Linked DNA regions of Mus musculus: region 1 is linked to region 2. Evidence: chromatin contacts called from ENCODE Hi-C data. All regions are on one chromosome and are shown on one strand. The core of a region is the stretch at or near the end of the contact, and the rest is flanking DNA. Distances in the headings are between cores, read along the strand shown.

Region 1 (3,017 bases), core at 455-2,954, about 15 Mb before region 2:
CCAGGATGAGCAAAGTCTGGGTGAACAGCCTGGAGTCCTCTAGCCTGGGCCATTTCTGGGAATCCAGGGAGCTGGAGCAGGAACTAGGGGAGGAGAGGATGCCACCACCCACGATAGCCACTGGAAACTGTGGGCTTGCGCGCGCGCGCGCACACACACACACACACACACACACACACACACACACACACACACACACGGGAATTCCAGGAATGTCAACTTGGCACAGGCTTCTACTCCCCAACTCTCCCTAAGTAAACAAGTCTTCCAGGGGCCGGACCGAACTGAGAGCCCCTCCTCCAAGCCTTTGGCCTCCACCCCATCCCCTAGGGCAGACCCTACAGACCATCTCCTATCCCACTCCCCTGCCACCCTCACCTCTGGCCACCAGCAGTCTTCAGTCCAGATCTTGAGCCTGATCCCAGGCCACAGTGACTCACAGGCCCCCACTGCCCCCTCTGGCCAGGGCAGGATGTTGGGGGGAGGGGACAGGACCGGGAAGTCGCCTAGCTCGTGGCTCTGCACGTGGCTCCATGGGGGATGGCAAAAGCTGCCAGGGAGGCTGTCCAGGGTGACATCGGGGGCACAACCACCAAGCTGGCCAGTGGCTCCGACCAGCCACACTCAAGACCCAGGAGACCCCTCCCGACCTCCCCTCCATCGTTTGTTTCCCAGAGGCACCTGGAAAATGTCTAGGACCCCCCAGAGCCTTCACTGTAACCAGATCTCAAACTTCCCAAGCTCTATCGAACTTCTCCAGCTTCTCACTGCAAGCTGCCTCGTTTTCCTAAGGGTAGCTCCCAACACACAAGAAGGCGGCCAAGGTGATACACTCCCCAGAAACCAGCTCCTTGCCCATTCCCTTAAGTCCTTAAGTCACGTCCAGGTGAGGCAGACCTGTGGCCACTAGCAGTCTCGCACGCAATCTCCGCGTCTGAGCCAAATATCCCGGGAAAAAGAGGTTAGAAGGTCTGTTCATAGGGTGCCTCCTCCATGACGCCTTCCCGGACCACCGCCCTGCTCCTCTCCCCAGGAAAAGACCCTTCTCAGAGGAGAGGACTGTACTGAGCGCGGGAGGCCGCCGTCGGGGCTCGGGACACCGTACCGCCGACGGTTCTGCAGCGGCCGAAGAGAAGGACGCCCCAAACTCCAAGGCCCGGACTCTGCCTGGGCACCTCGGGTAAGGGCTCCAGACCGAGACCCCTTGGAGTCCGGGCCAGGAGGCGGGAAGACCGCCTTGGCCGTGGACAGTCGGCAGCCCGCTCTCCGGCTGCGCCACCACCACTTGTTAACCACCTCTTGGCTCCAGTCGGCTTGCGATCCGGCCAGCGGGACCCCAGCCCGCTAGAACCGCCGTACCTGTGCGCGCCGCCGCACGGCGGAGCAGCTGTCAGTCAAGGCAACACGAGAAACGCGAACCGCCGGCCGCGGACCTTTCGGCCTTGCTCGGACGCCGTAGCGCCGGGATCTACCACCACAGCGGGAGGGGGGGGACCGGGATGCTGCCGCGGGCTCGGAGGCTCTCGGAGCCCCGGGTGGGCACGAGCAAGGAACACCGCCGCTTCAGGGTAATCATGGGAGCCGGGGCAGGGCTGCGGCGGGATTCAGGGAGATGCGGGGCGGGGCTCTGGATCTTACGGGGCGGAGCTAGGGCGTAATGAGCCCCGCGCTATGGGCGCGCCTGGGGCGGGCCTTGAAAAGCTACTGCCGGCAGCCTGCACGCCAGACGCCGCCATGATCATCCCGGTGCGCTGCTTCACCTGCGGGAAGATCGTCGGCAACAAATGGGAAGCCTACCTGGGTCTGCTGCAGGCCGAGTACACGGAGGGGTGAGACGGCGGGCCGCGGGGGATGGGACAGGACGGGAAGGCTGGACTGGGGGCATGAAGTCGAGGGGCAATGGGGAGGGTTCTGCGGCGGACCGGGAGTGAAATTGAGGTGTCCTGGGCCGGGGGTAGATAAGATTTCCTATGGAGAATTGGCAGGGCAGGGGTTGTGGGGTCTAGTGAGAAGACTGGATGTCCTCCAGCCCAGACCTGTGATGTATTCCCAGAAGAGTGAGTCTTTAGTTTGTTTTCGAGGCAGGATTTCGGTGGCTGACCTGAATTCTCTATGTAAAGCAGTCTGGTCTGAAACACTTCGAAATCCTGCCTGTCTCCTGGATGTTGGGATTAAAGGCGTGCAATATCACGCCCAGGCTCTCAGAAGTTTGGAAGGTGGTTTTCTTCAAGTTGCTGGCCTTTGGGAAACTTCTAAGCATCCTTCCCGTGGGTGACACCTCAAGTCTCTTCCCTGTCGACCTACTCTCTATCCTCTATCTGCTTTCCGACCTACCCCTTATGTACTTCGAACCTCGTGGGCCCTTTAAAATGCAGGACAGGCTTTGTGGGCATCGTCTTGTGCTCACTACTATGACTGTCCCCCAAAATAGACCTCTGGCCACCATGTCAACACCAAGGGGTTCTCTTTCTCTGCACAAGCCATAAGTCAGTGGGGCTTAATGAGCAGCTATTAGATCAGCTCTGATGAGTAGCTGCTAGCCTTCTGGGACCCTCTTTCACTTGGGCAGGAACCTCTCAAGCTGTCTAGGTCCCAGAGAAATTAAATCTAGTGTGAGTTCAAAGCCTGTGGGGTAGCAACAACCAGTTCATGGCGTTTAGTCAGAGTCCACCTGTGGGGCCTGGAATTGTACTCCTTGATGAGGGGATATTGGTCTCCTAAGCTTTCCCAAATAACCCTGGAAGCCCATAACCCTGGGTACAAGAGACAAACGCAGAGATACAGGGGGTTAGAGAGATGGCCCAACTGTTTTTTTTGTTGTTGTTTTGTTTTTCAAGACAGGGTTTCTCTGTGTAGCCCTGGCTGTCCTGAAACTCACTTTGTAGCTCAGGCCGGCCTCGAACTCAGAAATTCACCTGCCTCTGCCTCTACCTCCCAAGTGCTTGGGATTAAAGGTGTGCACCACCACACCCAGCTAGATGGCTCAACTGTTAAGAGCACTGGCTGTTTTGTGTGTT
Region 2 (2,768 bases), core at 264-2,763:
CCTAGCTTATGTGATGCTGGAGGCCATGCCTTTATGCATGCTATGAGGTGTTCTGCCAGCTGAACTCCATTCTCAGCCCCATTACTGTTATCACTTTAGCTGGAGACTCTAGAGTCGCTGGCTACAGTCACAGAGCCTCAGGCACTATCCAACCCTGTACTGAGTAACTGCAGAACACTTCAGACTACACCTTACGCACCGCACCGTTAGCTGTGAGGTGGGCAGGACTTCTTGTTTCTCTCCTACAGAAACTGAGGTTCAGGGAGGTGGGGCCTCTTGGCCAAGATCACACGGCTAATCAGTACAACTGGAGCCCCTTCTGTTCTTTCGAACTACTTCTACCTTAAAGAAGAGTTTCTTCTGACTGGGTCTTGCTATGTAGCCCAGGCTGGCCTCCTGCCTCAGCTTCCTGACTACAGATGACTGTCAGCACACCTGTGTCCTTGAGCTTTGCTGACACTGCGCCTCAGCCCCCTACCCTTCTCCAGAGCCACTTGTGGTGTTTCCTCTTCCTCCCAGGATAGCCCAAAGCTTTGGTAAATGGCAATAATGAAAAGAACCAACATCTTTTGGGTTTTTGAAACAGGGTCTCACTATGTAGCCTTGGTCTGGAGCTTACATGTGGACCAGGCTGGCCTTGGTTTCACTGACCCTTCTGCCTCTGCCTCCGTAGTAATGGATTTACAGGTGTGGGCCACCATATCTGACTGTAAGACCCCAACACTAATTAATACCTGCCACTCTGTAGATGCAAATCCAGCTATCCTTGGAGTGACCATCTCCATACGAAGGCAGGTAAGACTGTTATAGACAGGAAACTGGGGCTGAGATTAAATTAACCTGCCCAAGGTCACTCAAATGAGTGACAGCCAGGAGTCACAACAATGGTTCCAGCAAAGGCCTTTCTTCCTCTGCCCTTGCTACCGTGACAACCCACTCCCCTCAAGGGACAGGAATGGACCACAGCCCAGCTGTGTGTGATATCAGACTTCTGTGTGTACTCAGTGGCTTTTAAACTGTGTCAGACGGACTCCCGACTCCCTCTTCTCATGGCCCGAGAGCTCTCTAGAGGGGGAGCACTACTCATTTGCCTCCATAGCCCCAGCACAGAACAGGTGCTCCATAATGCCCAGTTATTTTACTTCTTCCGGGCCTCAATGCCACGAAGCAGAGGACAAGGGTGTCCCCGCTGAAGCCCTAAATCCCTAGAAAGGAGAAATGACCCCCCCAAGGCCTCCCAGAAATCCATTTGGGGTAACGACAGGAGAGGTCCCTCCTGTAGCAGAGAAGGCTCTCAAGCTGGTTGAAGCCGTTCTAAAGCTTTCTCCGGTGCCAGGGAAAGGACCTCGAGGAGGCAGCGGGCGGCTGGGGGAGGGATGAAGGAACGGGATATTTTTGCGTTCTGACATTAAAAGAAGAGTTGATTCGCGTCAGCATCTGTTCGGGGGTTGGAGCTGACAGCATGGGGAGCGGTCCCAGTCTTGCAGCCCTGGAGCGAAGGGCCGGGCCTCCATGAGCTCCGCCCAAAGGGGCGCTACCACCCGGAGGAGGCCGGCGCACGGCCGCTGCTCATTCATTGTCTTGACAGAGCATCCTCGGTGGCCAGCCTGCAGCTCCTCCATCCTTCTCTCCTTCCTCCTCTACTTGGGAGGGGTCACGCTCAGCTCTCCGCAGCAGGTGAGGCTGGGCGCCGGGGGAGGGCTGGTCACAAGGGCCAGGCAACGCTGCCATGGGCCACCTGTGGGGCCAGCGCCAGTGTGGGGGCAGGACTGTGGGACTGTGGGGGCGGGCGAGCTGTCAGAGCCACCAGGCTGGGGACAGAGAGCCGGTTTGTGAGCCCCGCCAGGAGGATCGAGGACGAGGGAGTTCGAAGGGGCAAGTAGGTCCCAGAGTGCTCCAAGGTGAGGGCTAAGGACCATCGTGACCAAGATGGAGGTGGGCTCCTGGGAGCGGCCGTAGCTGGGCTCAGAACCTATGCCCCGGGGAGGGAGCTTCTGAAGGTGGGGGATGCAGGGTGGGGTGAGCCAAGTAGCTGCCCTGAGCTTTGAGACAGGAAGGGGTTGAGTGCAAAACAAGACTAAGTTCCCCTTTCCGTGGTTTCCGGGCTTGGTACCTGGGTGGGGGAGGAGGCCGGGTGGGGCACATCTTCCGCCCCTACCTTGGATTGGGCTTTCCTTCTCCCAAATCCAGACTGCTCACTGGGGTCTTGTGTCCCCTTCCTGTCTTGGAGACTTCACTCAGGCACTTCACCTGCTTTTATTTTTAATAGACCTGGGAGCCTCCTTGGTGATACCGGGGTGTGCGAGGACTGGAGTCCCAGCACGAAGGGGCTGAGTCCCCCATTAAGGCAGAGCAGATGGGTGAGGCTGGGGAGGTGGATAGAGGCTCTGGGCAGGATGCCTTCCACAGCGCAGCCGAGGTTCCTTTACTGAGCAGGAAGGAGGAGGGATTGGGCACAGGATAGAGGCAGCCCCTGGGCTTCACTAGCTGGCTGCCTAGCCACAGTGGGTAACCATCTTAGCGGACCTCAGGGAAGTCAGGGTGGGCCTCTCCTGAGTGTAGTTTAACGGAAGCAGAAATGGCTCAGAAGAACATCTGCTTTTTTTCTGAGCGGAGGTTAGGAGCAGAGGTCTGGGGAGATGCTGGGACCCAAGCCATTGCTGCTTCTTGTAGCCAGAAACCTGGGGAAGCCATCCTGCTACTGCATCCCTTCCTAGGCAAGCTGGCTTGCATCCCTCTGTGTGCCATCCCTGAGCTGGAAGGCCAGG

The links. Hi-C counts contacts between places; a loop is a spot of excess contacts on that map.
Region 1: a loop to region 2 is called in a map of T-helper 17 cell, with 37 times the contacts of the local background. The contact joins the promoter of Polr2l here to the promoter of Coro1a in region 2. A Hi-C loop is called at or near these places in 4 of 37 maps with a recorded cell type or tissue (T-helper 1 cell, T-helper 17 cell and regulatory T cell).

The regions. Positions count from the first base shown.
Region 1 is chr7:141,473,840-141,476,856 of GRCm38, reverse strand. Polr2l (polymerase (RNA) II (DNA directed) polypeptide L) reads left to right here and starts at 1,704. Exons shown (of 2, transcript NM_025593.1): 1 at 1,704-1,829. The coding sequence starts at 1,735. Tspan4 (tetraspanin 4) reads right to left here and starts at 1,621. Exons shown (of 8, transcript NM_053082.3): 1 at 1,360-1,621.
Region 2 is chr7:126,703,561-126,706,328 of GRCm38, reverse strand. It overlaps Coro1a (coronin, actin binding protein 1A), which reads left to right and starts at 1,513. Exons shown (of 11, transcript NM_009898.3): 1 at 1,513-1,677.